Linked DNA regions of Mus musculus: region 1 is linked to region 2. Evidence: chromatin loops called from intact Hi-C (ENCODE). Cell type or tissue: left cerebral cortex. All regions are shown on one strand.

Evidence for each region. A loop is a pair of places that touch in the nucleus more often than their neighbours do. Peaks named below come from ENCODE experiments on the same cell type or tissue, not always from the same donor. Only the 100,000 strongest peaks of a DNase experiment are listed, where the experiment ranks them.
Region 1: a loop joins it to region 2, with 4 times the contacts of the local background. A loop is called at or near these places in 2 of 42 quality-filtered maps.

Annotation. Positions count from the first base shown.
Region 1 is chr13:18,852,978-18,860,977 of GRCm38, forward strand. It overlaps Vps41 (VPS41 HOPS complex subunit), which reads left to right. Exons shown (of 29, transcript NM_172120.4): 24 at 370-510; 25 at 1,548-1,684. Among named protein-coding and RNA genes, the nearest start is that of Amph, 91 kb to the right of the region's middle. In left cerebral cortex, no CTCF peak of the experiment used is centred here; DNase peaks (open chromatin) are centred at 3,326, 4,842, 5,441 and 6,601; H3K27ac peaks cover 1,470 bases.
Region 2 is chr13:18,999,670-19,007,669 of GRCm38, forward strand. The region is part of intron 1 of Amph (amphiphysin); the gene reads left to right. Among named protein-coding and RNA genes, the nearest start is that of Amph, 55 kb to the left of the region's middle. In left cerebral cortex, no CTCF peak of the experiment used is centred here; DNase peaks (open chromatin) are centred at 3,068, 3,917 and 4,940; H3K27ac peaks cover 3,003 bases.

The DNA of each region.
Region 1 (8,000 bases), 150 kb before region 2:
CCTTGGTTGAAAATTAACCCAGGTCTCCTATTCCTGTGAATAGAGTGGCTAATTCATGGTTGTTCAGCGTCAACCCTAGATCATATTTAAAATATAAATAAAAATTTATTTTTAAAATGAAGTATGGACTTTAATAAAGCATCCTGCTTAGAATCATAGTGAGAGTAAATGATGTCGTTCATATAACACCATCCGAGGAATATTTTCACACACCGTGAGCACTGATTAAATAGGACATAATGGGAAATGCTAGTGTCACATAAGAAAGTCAGCCTCAGCCTTATCTTCCACACTTTGCAAGCCAATGAAGAAATATGCTATTTCCTTTTTAAATGAATGGAGTGTCCTACACTTCCTCACCCCACCTAGGCCGAATGGGAAACAGTAGAAGTGCCCTCAAGATGATTATGGAGGAATTGCATGATGTTGATAAAGCAATTGAGTTTGCCAAGGAACAAGATGATGGAGAGCTCTGGGAAGATCTGATTCTATACTCCATCGACAAACCACGTAAGCAGAAAGGCTATTTAATTGTAAATCTTTTTGTCAGTATAGATTATAGCCGGTTATATGAGGACGAATATCTCAGGATACAGTGGGCCTAAATTATGACCAAGTGCGTTGGTCGAGGACTTTAATCTCTAGGACCCACATGGTGGAAGGAAATTACTCCCTTAGGTTGTCTCTAACCTCCACACACACTCTCCACATGTGGATCTCAATCTCTCTCTCTCTCTCTCTCTCTCTCTCTCTCTCATGCATACACATGCACACACACAAATTAATATGAGTGAATAAACAGATACATAAATGTAATGAAGTCTTAATAGTAAAGCCTCCACTGTAAATGCAGATGTGGCAGTAGTGAGGCTTTGAACTGCAGCAGTTTTCCTTTCCAGCCCCATCTCATCAGCACAGCACTGGGAGGTCATAAGTGTAGCTGCTCACTCAGCCATCAGAACTGGCTCTCCCCTCCCTGCATCTCTTCTCCTTACAGCTTTATTGTGATTTTGGTCATGGTGGCTACTCTTAAGTTAGGGGGTTCTATTCTCGTGTAATTAGCTTACATCTACAATCAAGCTTGAAGACTTTCTATCTTGAAACTACAAGATACCTAACAGGGTTCTAACTTGAGTTTTGTGACCATAGATAAGTTAAGACTCTCATGTCCTCTGTCTGTAAAAGGGAAGCACAGTATATACTCACCTTGCAAAATATTAGCGTGCCTAGTATCAGGATGCCCAGAGGCCCTCTCTGCTACCTGCTCTTGGACAGTAAAAACAGTTTGGAAGCGGCATGAACAATAGTGACCATTTAACTTTCCTAAGATGGTCTCAGTTTCTCCTTTTAGTCTTAGAGGAAGTTAGTTCTTATGAGTGTAATTTAAACTTAAAGAGGATTGGTTCTTGAGAGTTTATAAATTCACACTTTTTAACACATTTCTTAAAGGAATAGGTTCAGTTACTTATGATCTAAACTTAGATTGTGAACAAAGTGTATTCTAATAGTGCACATGTGTTATTTGGTCTTAACCTGGTGTTTTGTAGCATTTATCACTGGCTTGTTGAACAACATTGGCACACATGTGGACCCGATTCTACTTATCCACCGAATTAAGGAAGGAATGGAGATTCCCAATTTGAGAGATTCCTTGGTTAAAATTCTGCAAGATTATAACTTGCAGGTAAGTATTCTAACACACATGACCATCTGAGTGAGTGAGTGAGTGAGTGAGTGAGTGAGTGAGTGAGTGAGTTCATTTCTACATAAGTATTTGCAGGCCATTTGGATGCCTGTTACACTTTGCAGTTTGATATTTGGAAACCTGTTGAAATAGAAAACCTGAAAAACTTCTCCACTTCAGGAAGCTTTTTCACTATGTGTAAATAGATCACAGCACTGAAGAAGACATGAGAGTAAGTTACAAAGACTGTTTGAAGTGGCCACAAAAATTTTCTTAGAGAAAATAAATATTGTAACTAATTAGAGTACATCTTTAAGCACTCGGAATAATTTTGCAGCCATTGAAGGACTCTGTTGTCTGAAACACACTTAAGCACAGGATCTAATCAGCTTTTGTCTGATTGGTACAATAATGCTTCTTTATTAGCTCAAAATTTGTGATAAGAAAAAAAGAACCCATATTCTCATATAAATAGTTAATATGCTAGTTACTAAGTATTCTAACCTTTTTTCTTTAATAGAATTGAACAGTGACTATGTTTCAGAATCCTAGTTGCTTCACTAATACTTGAAACTATTTAAAATTCATTTGCATGCAGACTGTTCTTTCTGCGATCACTTGAAAGTGTTGCTGTAATAGATGAACTTGCTTTCCTAGAGACAATATACAGGTTGTAAGAAGAACATTATGATGTAGATAAATCAGATCAGATTGCTAGTCACTGTGAAGGGTGCAAGGTAAAGGACGGCCTGCTGAACTCAGGATGATGCACCAAGAATCAGCGAGACAACCTGCAGGACAGATAACATCCTCATAGCTGTAGTGAAGGTATTCAAAAGTGGGGTGGGGATAGAGGTGGTCAGAGTTGAGTTAGGTGAGAAATTGAGAAGCTTGGACCTGTGGAATTAACCAAACGGACTCTAAGAAATGGCTGGTGCAGACAAGGGGACTACAGAGGAGATGTCAGCATCCTCGTGGTCCTCGGGGAACTGTGGTGTGACTGCAAGGCACAGCGTGAAAGGAGAAGGTTTCTTTCTGTAGACTGGGGTAGACAGTCCAGAACCTTCACTTGGAAGCACTATGTAGGGGATGGGATTACCTAAGAAGTATGTGCCAGAGAACTGAGGCCTAATCTTAGGCTGGTAGTTATGCCAAAGCCTTTGGAGGGTTTCAGATAATCCTAGGGATATGATCTGAGGGAGAAAGAAAAAGGGAAAGAGAACAAGAATCTAAGAACTGGCCAATAGGGAGGAGCAGGGATCAGAGAAGTGCCTACTTTATGCCGTTCCCTAGGTATGCAGAACATCTCAGGCTTGGAAATCCGCTTTGGGGGAAATGGTGCCATAGCCAACCTTGTAATGCCCTTAATCCCCTGTGAGTGAGACTGACAGTGTCCTGTGCTTTGTGGGCCCTTTCTTACTGAGGGAGGTATATAGCAGAATATGCTTGAGACAGCAAGTCTAAACGTACGGCAGTGTCTGAGGCTAGGGTAGCATCTGTATATGATAGTAGGATGGTTAGACTGGTGCTTAGAGCCGGGCTTTTGGGGTGAAACCATGCTTGTGTTGCCAGTCCCTCCCTTCGACGCTGATGCCAGCAAAGGCAGCTGGCATGTCCCTCACTCTGCTCTTCTATGGGAGCTCACACGCCCTGCTGCAGTCTCACTATTCATTCACTTCTATGAACAAATTTGCATAGTGCTGAGCCAGCCGAAATACAAAGCATTAGATACAAAACAAATGTTTAACATAAAAATGGTCCTCTAAAATAGTACCAGTATCTTCTTAATTACAAATATATAGTGAGCTTTTCCTTAGTTCTGTAAATATGCAGTTGGGTGCTGATTTTAAGAGACCCAGAATTTGTTTACCAATGGGTTCAGAGAGCCATTGTTACTCATCAGCCACTGGGTAGAAAAACTACTACTCAGAGGAAAAGGGTGGGAGAGGGAAGGGCAGAGCCAGGGAAACCACACTAGTGCTGACCCGCTGCTCCCTCTCCCTCCCCCTACCCCCTCCCTCTCCATGCCCCACTCTCCCTGCCCCCCTCTCCTTCTCCCACTCCCCTCCCCCTGCCCCCTCTCCCTCTCCATTCTCCCTCCCCCCTCTCCCTCCCCCTCCCTCTCTCTTCCCCCTCTCCCTCTCCTTCTCCCTGTCCCTCTCCCTCTCCTTCCCTCCCTCCCACCATCTTCCTCCCCGTGTATGTTGACTGTTAATTTTTATTAGTAGCCATTTATTTATCTACTTGCCTAAGCAACCTTTTGGGGGATCATGTAAAAATATCCCAGGTCTCTGGAGCCTTTTGCTGTTCCCTGACAGACATACTTTTATTTCATTGTATGGGTCTTTGTTTGTTTCATAAAGCTATAATTTATGTTCTCATTAATAATAAGAGTTCAACCCCATAGATCCCCCAAGTTTGAGGGTGATATTACAGACCTATGAGTTTCCAAGGATGCTGTGTGTGATATAAAGCATGATATGAAGAGTCTTCACACAGAGGTCAGGTGTGCTGCTGTGTACTGTCTCAGTCTCCTTCTCAAACAGACTGTGCATTGAGGACCTAGAGTTCTTTAAGGCGTGAGAGATACTGCGGGTCAGCAGTTAACTGAGAGGAGAGTAGTTATGGGAAACTCCGGCAGCTTTTGCCATGTGACCTTTTCATACTTTATAACCTGACAGCTCTGAAAGGTAACAGAATTGAGCATGTTCACACCCTCAGATACTGAGGGTATTAGGGAAATGGAAATCAGTGCTTTGTCACTAACCACTTTGTTTTTGACAGACATTTTAGGTCCATAATGGGTCTAAAATTATCATTAGCCCCATTGCTCAGAGTAGAAGACTGAGACTTCAGAAGGTTAATGACATATTGGTATGGTACGATACTGAACTAGTTTTAAATTCAGGCCAGCAGAGGAAATGCCAGACCATTTTCATCCAGGACTGCATCAACTCTAAGACATAATCCCTCAAAGCTCGGCCAATGAGAACCACTTCCTGGCTTTTCCCTCATGACTACACCTCTGGAGAAAGACAGGCAGCCGGTTTGAACTTGTTCCTAAAGAGGCAGGAGGCACAGGGACCCAGCCCTGGACTGTACCTCTGAGTGCCTGTTGTAAGCAGAGGCCTGGCCCTGTGCATGTCAGCAAGTGATGTGGAATGAGTCCTCTTCCCCCATGGCACGCAGCCCTCTGCAGATCTGCAAAGGTATTTCCCTCTTCTCAGCCTTGCTGCTGTAGCTCCCCAGTAGTTTTCTACTTAGAATTGAAAACACAAATCAGTTTACAGAAATGGATGACTTTCTTGTTCATCGTTTTTTAGAGGAGGGACAAATTTCTTTTTCACTTTTAATTATCTAACCTTTCTGTATTTTTCCTAAGATGGATTTTAAACTCTCAAATTCCTAAAATAAGCTTTTAAGACCAAATGGATTTCTTTCTTTACATATTATTTCAGTTTGATCTTATCACGACATTTGAGTGATGCAGGTGGCTTGTACCAGCCAGCCATCGCTTCCTTGATTCATTTAGTTCTTAAATAGTTATCTTTCCCTTTATTTTTTCTGTCTGGGCTTAGTCACGTTTGGTAATAATAATCCAGCAAGAGTGAAGTGGCCATGGCCAGGCTGCAGTGAGGAGAGCCATGGGGCTCGGATGCTAGGCAGCTGGCAGCCAGTTGCATTCTAAGGACATGCAAAGTGAATAAGGCAAGGCCGGCAAGTTGAGAGTCTTTTCAAATAAAAGCTGTAGAAACTTGGCCATAGTTCTAGCACCGCCCCCACAGCAGCTGTCTCTGCAGAGCCATAATGATTTCTCTGATATGTGCCTCTTTATTGCTTTGTGAAATATATGTGGGGGCTAGAATTTTCCATTTACTTGGGATTATCATCCATGGTGATGTGCTATAGAGAAATCAGGTGGAAAATACAGAGCAAACCTAAGGTCTCTTGTCAGTTGTTGACGCCATAAGGATGTTCTTACTCATGGAATGTGGACCATTGATTGCAGTTGTGGCTTGCTTCTTTAAACAAAGGACAAAGGGAAAGTGCAGAGGAACAAGGGCGGTTGAAAGGACGAGGAAAAAGGTTGGTCCTTACGGGTAGATAATCTGGGGACAATAGAAGGGCCTTCCATAAGGAAGGATTTCTAAAAAGGTAATATTGTTCCTTCTGAGCAATGTCAATAAATATTTTTTGAGATAGAAATGGCATTATGAAGTTGAGGGAAGGCACTAGTTTATCTTGGAGAGAATTCTTACGTGAGAAGTGTTGCTAAGCCAGGTTGATAATCATGAGACTCTTATTGGCAGATGGTGAGATCTCATAGATACAGAGATGTCTCCGTTAGCCCATAAGTCAGACCCTTTAATGCACTCATCACTCTGAAAGGCCAGACCCCACAGCCTGCAAACTGTCTTTGGGAAGGTCAGCTATGGTGCTGTGATTTCACAGCTCTTAATTTGCATGTTCTGTCCTGGTACCTGGCTCCTCCGTGCTCCTCCATGGTGGACAGTCCACACTAAAATCACGTAGTGAAGAACTTCACCACCTCCCCAAAGGAAACGAAAGTCAGACATTTTCCTTTGTTTGGGAATTTTTCATGTTTCTCTCCATCCCCGTCCCATGCCTGGAAGTAAGCCACTCCTTCCCCTTGATCTTCCACACGTGTAGTCGCTGATAGAGTGACCTGACCCTTTCTCCTACTCTCCCGATCGATCATAGCTCCTTGGTTGCAGTGCCCTTTTCCTTAATGAAGCCCATCTCTGTGTCAGCTCCATACATGAACCAACCCTACCTCTTCTCTTTCTTATTTAACAGTTCAAACTGATTTCATTTCTGGAAGTGACATCAGAGGGAAAGCAGCACGGAAAAGAGAGCGCTCGCACAGCAGTATACTGTTGTCTAACACACTGGCTCCCTGCTTGCCTGAGACTTGCTGGAGCTGAGTCAGACTGTTGCCAAGGGACTCTTACCTTCTGATTGCTGCCATACTTGGTCATGACAGTGACATTTAGAATTTCTCTCTCTCTCTCCCTCTCTCTCTCTCTCTCTCTCTCTCTCTCTCTCTTTCTTTTTTTCTTTCTTTGGTGTAGACCCTTGGATTTTGATCAGGTTAGGCAAGAAGTATCATTGTCCCTTTCCTTCTTATAGGTTCTTGACAACTGTCAGTGTTCCTAGCCAATTCTGTCTGTGAGCAGGCAGGTTGTACCTGCTTAGAAAGTGCTTTGTCCTTGGCTTTCTGTTTTCTTTGCAGCCTGTGGCCTGTGTTTGTTCCACAGGCTGTACCCTTGATCTGTCACTGCCCAGGCGGTGTGCCCTGGAGAGTGTCACAGTGCTTCCAGAGCCCACACCAGAGGAGCTAGAACTGAGCCGATTAGTTGGATGCTGGAGGACAGCAGCTTCATGAACTTACTGACCTATTTTCTGAAAGCTTGTCAGCATCAATATTTTGTAGATAACTTTCTTGCTGTATTCTTTTTCTTCTTCTTTCTGTATGCTGTAGTGACTTCTGATAAAAACCATAACTTTTTTAAATTTGGTTTTGTTGTTATTTTCTCTTTTTCTATTATTCTCTCTCTCTATTTTTTTTTTTAACAATCCAGTCTTTATCCCCCTCCTGGTCTGCCCTCTAACTGTTTTTCATCTCATACCTCCTCCCCACCCCACCTCTGTCTCCAAGAGGATGTCCCCACCTCACCCCACCAGACCCCTCCCCATGCCCTGGGGCCTCAAGTCTCCTGAGGGTTAGGTGCATCTTCTCTGACTGAGGCCAGACCAGGCAGTCCTCTGCTGTATGACTGCCCTCCAAGAGGCCCAACAAGCAGCTGAAAGATACTTACACCCAGCCAGTGGACAGAAGCTGGTGACCCCTGTGGTTGAATTAGGGAAAAGCTGAAAGAAGGAGACCCCATAGGAAGACCAGCAGTCTCAACTAACCTAGACGCCCGAGATCTCTCAGACACTGAGCCACCAACCAGGCAGCATACACCAGCTGAAAACAAAAGTAATGTTACATTTTTAGGAGAATCTGACAGGACAGTTAGACTTAAGCACATCTGTAAAGCTAGCATTTGCCAGTGTTGGGCCAGGAGGATCCCTATAGAGTTAAGACACATTTTTATTTCCTTTTTATTTTTTTTACTAGATATTTACTTTATTTCCATTTCAAATGTTGTCCCCTTTCCTGGTTTCCTCTCTGAAAACCCCCCTATCTCCTCCCTCCTCCCCCTGCTCTCCAACTCACCCACACATGCTTCCTGGCCCTGGCATTCCACTACACTGGGGCATAGAGCCTTCACAGAACCAAGGGCCTCTC
Region 2 (8,000 bases):
ATATTCTACCGGAGCGTGGACACGCCCACCCTCGGCTCCTTCAAAGACCGGAAATGCCTGTTGTATTTTCCTTTGTTCCTCTCTGGGAATGAATGAGTCTGCGCATTGCCTCTCTGCACATTGTCTCTCTGCGCATTGTCTCTCTGCGCAGGGCTGACGCACTACGCAGGGCGGGGGCTCCGCATAGGGCGGAAGTGCACCTTGAAGCCGACTGCCCGGAGGCCAAGCAGTAAACTGGCCTTCGCCAGCCGCTTTTGGCTTTTTTCTTGACCAATTAGCTCGCATTTTATCTGGCTGGCACTTTTTTCTCTCATAACGAGCTGCTTCTTCCTCCCAGTCTGTTTCTTCAGAGGAGAATTCGTCATCTGATTCAGAGCTACTAAGAGCTGGCTCCTTGAGCTCACCTAGTGATGAGTATCTCCTAGAGACCTCCGCTAATTGATCTTTTTTCTTTTCTTTTTTCTTTTCCTTCCTTCTAATCTCTCCCCAGGTATTCCTACCTGACCTTAACTTTTCCTCGGGTTCAAGACCCTTGGAAAGGCCTGTATACTTATTCTGTGTACCATATTTCCTCTTTGCTCCTACTCTCTCTCCCCACTTTACTTCTGATAGATTGTCTCGAATTTCGTCCAGAATCCGCCCTGCCTTAACCACTTGATAACATGTGAAAAGGAACAAAAGGGCTTCTAACACTAGAGAAAGTTCAAGGCCAAACATACCTTGTAAAGCTATTTCCCACTTTACTTCTGATAGACTGTCTTGAATTTCGTTAGAAAGTTCAAGACCAGACTTACCTTGTAAAGCTATTTCCCACTTTACTTCTGATAGACTGTCTTGAATTTCGTTAGAAAGTTCAAGGCCAGACTTACCTTGTAAAGCTATACTTACGGGTACCCTGTTCCCCAGCTGAAGAGTTCTGAATTCACGCAGTTGAATCCTTCTCAACAGTCTGTTTTACGGGAACCTTCATTACCATAACCCGCAGTTCTGGTTCTGGAATGAGGGATCTTCCTTGCGCCGGTGATGGTTAACTCCCGTCCCGAGTTTTCTTGTCCCGGGTTTCCGGCACCAACTCTTACACGCGTTCTCACGACCGGCCAGGAAAGACACCACAAACCAGAATCTTCTGCGGCAAAAACTTTATTGCTTACATCTTCAGGAGCAAGAGTGCAAAACTCAAACCCAAAAACGAAAGCGAAACCCTGTCCCTCTTAAGGAGGGTTATCCTTCGCCTAGGACGTATCACTCCCTGATTGGCTGCAGCCCATGGCCGAGTTGTAGTCACGGGGAAGGCAGAGTACATGGGGTGGAGAAATATCCTTGGCACATGCGCAGATTATTTGTTTACCACTTAGAACACAGCTGTCAGCGCCATCTTGTGACGGCGAATGTGGGGGCGGCTTCCCACAGAGGGATCTCCTTGAAGCTAAGTTTAAAAAGAAAAAAAGACTCTCAGCCACCTCAGCCTCCATGTATGGGAGATGCTGGAGAACAGAACACAGCAAGGATGTGAGTGGGGCCCACTGCACGCTCGAACAAAAAAAAAAAGCCTGCATCTTGACAAGTTTGCTTTGTTGTGTTGCTACTAACATGATGTTCAGAGTTGACATTTAAAAAGTTTGTCCCTTTCGTTGACTTAAATGAGTGTGCTGAGAGAGAAAAAAACGGAGTAAGGAGTATACATGTATTCACCTGCACATCGTCAACCTTTATATCACATGAAATGCATGTTTAAAAGATGATTCTACATGATGAAGAAACAGTTAGGGATAGAAGAAGGGCTATTAGTTTGTGGTCCATAGTTGTTTTAAATCTGAGAATCTTAGATGATTATCCAACTACAGAGACCTTAATATTATAGTGAGTATTGTTGGGCTCAGAGGATGAGCCCAGATGGCCGTCACAGTGACTGCAAAGGTTTTTGTTGTTGTTGTTGTTGTTTGATTTTTTTTTAAGCTGTTCACACATATCATCAATGTTTGCATCACCAAAGCTGGGTCATCCACAGAGGACTGCTTTTGCAATGTTTTAAGCTGTGGTTCATTACTTCAGGCTTCTGCTAATTACATATTTTCTTCTAAGAATTAAGTTCAGAGGACCTCGTTTTACATTTCTCAGCCTCCCCACAGATATTTAAGAGTATAATTTAGTGCTTTTTCATTTGCAATCTTTCATTAGTTAACTGTCAAAATCTCTCCAAATCCCCCGTCAGTTGATTTTAGCACACAGTGTTATTTAAATATCAGAAGGTCTATTCTTACTGAGACTTAAACACCACTGATAATTCAGAAAATGTGGGCTCCCAGTCTCTGAAGCACTTCTTGTTAGATGTCAAGAATGGTCTTCGTTGATACTAAGCAGTTCCAATGGCCAGACCTCCTGTCTCACCTGCCTTAGGAAACACTGGCTTTCAAAGTTACCTGTACCTGAGGTACAGGGCGTAGAGCTGTACATACAGACTGGCATGACATTAGCTATGTGATCTGTGTGTAAACAATGTTTAAACCAGATATCACACATCTTTTGATCAGAATAATTATATTCTCTTTCTGTCTCTCTCTTCCCATCTGTCTCTCGGTCTCTCTCTCTGTATATATGTGTGTGTGTGTGTGTGTGTGTGTGTGTGTGTGTATTCCTCAGTCTGCATTACTAGGGACCAAAACTTGTCAAGAAGAGAATTTGGACTTTCAGGTCCCGAGGAGTTGGCTTCTATCCTAGGATCTGCTGAGAAATTCTCCCTTTCTAAGTTTCCTTTTCTTCACTAGACATTTGAGAATAAAAAACGTTATATTGCTGAAGATTAAAGAGAAGATGTGTGAAATTCTTAGTACAAATCTATGACAGTGGGTCAGCAGAAAATAGTTATGATAAAAAACAACATGAGGACCTGTCACTCTAGTCTTCGGTGCAGTAGAATGTGGACTGTGTGAGTCTCTGTCTGTTCCTGGCTGGAGCCTCCTGCTTTAGCTTCAGATGTCTCCTCTCACCCCCATCTTGTATTTTCATAAAACCGTGGTACACGATGCTCAGGGCTGACTCACTTAGATTAGCATGTCCATACCTTAGTTTGCAGCCGGCAAACACGAGGGACTATCTAGAGTAGTTTTAAAATGGGAGCAGATGCTCACGATGTGAGATTCTCGGCGACGGAAGCATCTGAAAAATCATTGCCATTTTATCTTCTGCTCTTAAAATACAAAATTTCAGGCACCACTGAAGTCATAATGTGACTCATCTTGGAGAACGTCCTTCAAAGTCTGTCACGGCCAAACGTGGTATTGCTTACCTGCCTTCTGGAAGCAGAGACATGGAGTTGCCAAGGTCATCTTAGCTGACCCTGTCTGAAAAGGAATATAAATAGAAAATAATAATGTTGATGAGAGTAAGATGCATGTGTGATGCAAGAATGGGGAAGACTTGGGAATCCTGAAGTTGGTAGTGAGTGTGTGTGAATTTCTACTGCTGTTTCTATTTATGTGAATGCTGAAAAATTTGACATTTAAACAATTTGGGGATGCTAACAACCTTTTAAAATATTTATAAATACTAAGCATGTTTTACCTTCTGCATAACTTTAGGAAGCCATTGTTTGGTGTTATTTAATGCATCACATCATTATTATAGGTGATGTAATATTTTGTGTAATCTACAATTTAGAGAGTATATAAAATAGCCAAAGAGATGAGATTTACATTCCTGAGGGACGCAAGGAAAGTGTTTCGTTTCGAGGAGAAGATGCCTGGGAAAAATGTCTCGATAGTGCTGCAACTCACTGTCCTCTGGTTTAAGGATTATGTAAGTTGAGCCATCTTGTCACCAAAGCTATGCATACATTTATATTTAATGACCCCACCAGGAGAAGTGATCAGGGCTGAAACATTACTGAGGGTTAGAAACCTCACAATATACCACACTTGATGATGAAAGATGTTTCAAAAATAGGCTTGCTGCATTTAAATAGCCCTTTAAGCAAGAAGAGTCCACTGGCACAGCAGACTGCTAGCCTAGCTAATAGACCCATGCATTAAAAGCTTAGGCTAACTTTGGGTTTGTGATGCGTAAAATAAATTGCAGAGCCCAGCAGAAAGAGCGTTTGCCAAATTGTTTTCCCAAAGATCCATGTATGAGATATACTGAGGCTAGGAGTGTGTTATCAGGATCTTATACAGAGGTGACCTTGACATTTTCTGTCACTGTACCTGAATCTTCTTACTTTGCAAGAGGGTCACTTTTTGAGGGTCTTGTTAGAGTTAAGAAATTAATGGTAATTTATTCCACTGACACTGAAAGTTAGTGGCCAAGTTGGATATCCTGCCCTGTGTTATTCCACCTATTTGTGCTTGCTCTTTCCTTGAAATAAATGTTGTTTACCTAGAATTCAAGTGGTTCTAGGCACAAATTTCCTATTAACCCTATATGGAGCACAGCTTCACAAACTCTCAGAATCCTCATCATGATTGAAGGATGAGATTGCTGTCACCCACAGAGTATGCTGTAAGGGTAGATGAAGCATGATTATCCATTGAACTGACACCAATATATTAATAATTATTGTCAAATATTATTCTTGGTGATATTCTCTCAGTTACCTCATTTATTAAAAATGCAATGTATATATGAATATATCATTGACCTTGAAACTTGAAGATTTAGATATAGCTTGCTACCTCTCCAAGTAGGAAACTGCTGCCTTTCTTGGTTGCTGGGGAGAATTCCAAAAAGGGCACTTTGTGTTTCACATTTGGAAGGGGACAGAAAACTTAGTCTAAAACTTGAAGGGCTGGAGGGCTATTGGGCCAAAAGTACAGATGCCCTTGCATATTGGAGTCAAGCCCGTATTTTTACATAATGGTTGTTTTACTTAGGTAGGAGTCGTGAGAGTGCAGCTCCATCTGCTCAGGTTTCTGCTGAAGCAGTGATGGAATCAGGATGTATCCCCAAGGGAGTAGCACACAAGGAAAGTTTCCACAAAGGCTGAGTGTCGTGTTCCCAGTTCCCTCCTCAGGAACCAGCCTTCTAGAGTACAGCAGGCCTGTTTTCTTTCCTCCCTCGTTCCCTGACTCAAGGTTTCATGCAAGAATGATCCGCCAGAGAAGGAAGAGTGTGTACTGGTGGAAGTTGTAAGTTTTTCTGAGTAGCTGATTTGGGAGACATTCTCTTAGGGATAGTATTGTTAAATGGAAGATTCCAGGGAAGATGCTAAGTAGAAATGAATCACTAAGAAACTCCATGACTATAGTTCCATATAGAATGACTCCATTCTATAGAGAGGCCAGAAGCAATGATAACTATACAACCGTTCATTCTTCGTGGAACAATTTCCTGCTAAAAATGTCTTAACGTCAAGGCTCTTTGGGGAAATGGCTTACTTCATGTGTACAAGGAAATGTGTAAGATAAAATTCAATATTGCAGTATTCCCTAAGCAAGGAAGCTATGAAAGACTACCTAGGGTCATCTAAAAAAATGACACAGTTGTCAAATTGAATTGACTATAGTTCTCTGAGATGCCACAATGTCAGCATCAGAAAGATAGTGACTAGAGTACATTCAAATATACCAAGCATATATATATGTGTGTGTGTGTGTGTGTATGTGTGTGTGTGTATGCTAATATTCTCTCAGTTACCTCATTTATTAAAAATGCAATGTATGTATGAATAAACTGGTTGCAATCAAGTGTTTTTCAAGGGTAGATGGGGATGAAATTCTATATCGCAGAACACATCAGCAATTTCACCTCTTCCTGTTATTACAGAGCAGGGCTCAGCTAGAGGGCATGAGAGCAAGGATGGTAGGACAGAGTTCTTTAAGGGCAACTCTCCTGGGTTGTTTTTCATTTTAAAGAAGACAACCCCACTTGATGGATAGCAGGCAGTGTTCCCACCTGTTCTGCTGCCATGACATGGCGCTCATTAATGACCATTGGTGCTTTAATCCCTCTGCACTACAGCTTAGTTTAGGATTCTAAGCATTCTAGGGCAAAAGGGGGCTCTGTTTTGCTAGTATTTCCTCTTGACTGCCAATGCACCTGGCACACTGTAGCCCTCAGTAGACGAGAACTGGAGAGGTGCCTGATATGGTATGAAAACTTTCTGTGAAATGAGTGTTGGAAATCACTATCCACATAGTACCCCATAAATATGTAGTTGTTTCTTGCTTATTGTGAGTGCCTTTGTTGGTATTGTCTTTCGACAGAATTTTGTTTTACAATTCTGGCAGCCCTAGTCCAGATTGATCTTGAACTTGCAGCAATCCTCTTGCTTCCGTTTCCGAGATGTTAGAATTATAGTTTTGTACTGCTTTGTCCAGTTGTATCTTAATATTAGTGTTTACCTTCAACTATTTAAATGTGTGGCTTTTACTCAATTACTAAAATTCTAAAAGCTAAAGTCTACCATTTATGTAACATCTACCATTTTTTCTAAGCCTTGTGTTAGTTTTTGGGAGGATTAACTTCATTTATTTGACTCACAAACTTAGGAAATCCCTAATTTGTTGTTTGGACAATTAATTCTCAAAGATGTTAAAGTCTTGTGAAATTCATTTAGCTAGAAAATGGTCAGGCTTGGGATAGAGAATTGCAATCTTGGTCTCACTAAATATTTTGGGTAAAAAAATAGCGTGAAGGATTTTCATCCTTGAGAATGAATAAACCAGACAGTGGCGATTCCTTTAGCTGGGACATTTTTTATTACAAGAATTCTCTATTCCCATCAGTAATAAAACATGTAATCTTCAATACATTGTTTGCTGCCGAGTATACAAAATCATTCTAAGCCAAATTTCCCCTTAGACAAAATCCTAGTGAAAATAATAAGAATTTGAATCTGTAGATCTAATCATGCTTGAGCCCTGGGTAGTCGGTGCGTTTACAATTCAATCTTGTGTATATGGGATTGTTTCAGAACACAGCCTTTCAAACTCACAAGGTCACTGCAGGGATTCTGTTTGTGATTCAAGCCCTGGATGTTGTCTATATATCCCTGGGAGAACGGGAGAACGTGCCAACTCTTGGGTCTACTGTGTTGTCTAAAGCTCATAGTTGATTAATCGTATCAGAAATGAATGTGAGTGACTTAGCACTCCAGGCAGGAACCTGGGGAGGAATCAGTATGGGAAGGAGCAGAGTATCCATCTTCATATTCAGTGCCTTATCAGTTTAACACTATCTACCTACCGTCCATCTATCATCTGTTTTTCTATCATCTATTTATCAATCTATCTTTCTGTCTCTCTATAAACTTGTCTTTAAAAAATGAAACAAAAACAAATAAACAAATGAATGAACAAAAAAAAAAAACACTTGGAAAGGAAAGAGTTTCTTTGACTTACAGGTTGTAATCCATCATCAGAGAAGTCAGGACAGAAATATAAGGCAGGAACTGAAGCAGAGACTATGGAGGGATGCTGCTGCTGCTGCTTATTATCATCATCGTTGTCGTCATCACATCATCATCATATGGGGGTGTGGCTTGCTCAGTATGCTTTCTTATACAAGAATCACCCGCTCAGAGGCAATAATGCCGCTTGTGAGCTGCACCCCCAACATGTACCACAAATCTAAAGAAAGAGAAAAACAAATTTGAGGGGGCAAGAAGGTGAGGGTGATCTAGGAAGAGTTGGCATAGTAGAAAAGATGATAAAAAAATATAGCATGAAAATATTTAAATCAAATAAATTAAGAAAAGAAACTCAAGAAAAGAGGAAGAAAATGCCCCACAGACTTCCCCACAGGCAATCTGACAGAGGTATTGTCTTAACAGAAGTTCCTCTTCCCAGATACTCTTTTGTGAAGTAGATATAAAACTAAATAGTACAAAGTTTTCAAGTATTTTCTCTTAAGTTCCCATAACATTCTTCAAAACAATGATTCTCTCAGAGAATGTTGGCCAATATCCATTATTGTCTCCCAAGTCAGATATCAAAACAGAGACAGTCCACATATGAGCTTATGCCGATACATATGCCAGTAGGTACAGGATGCGTACAGGATGTCAT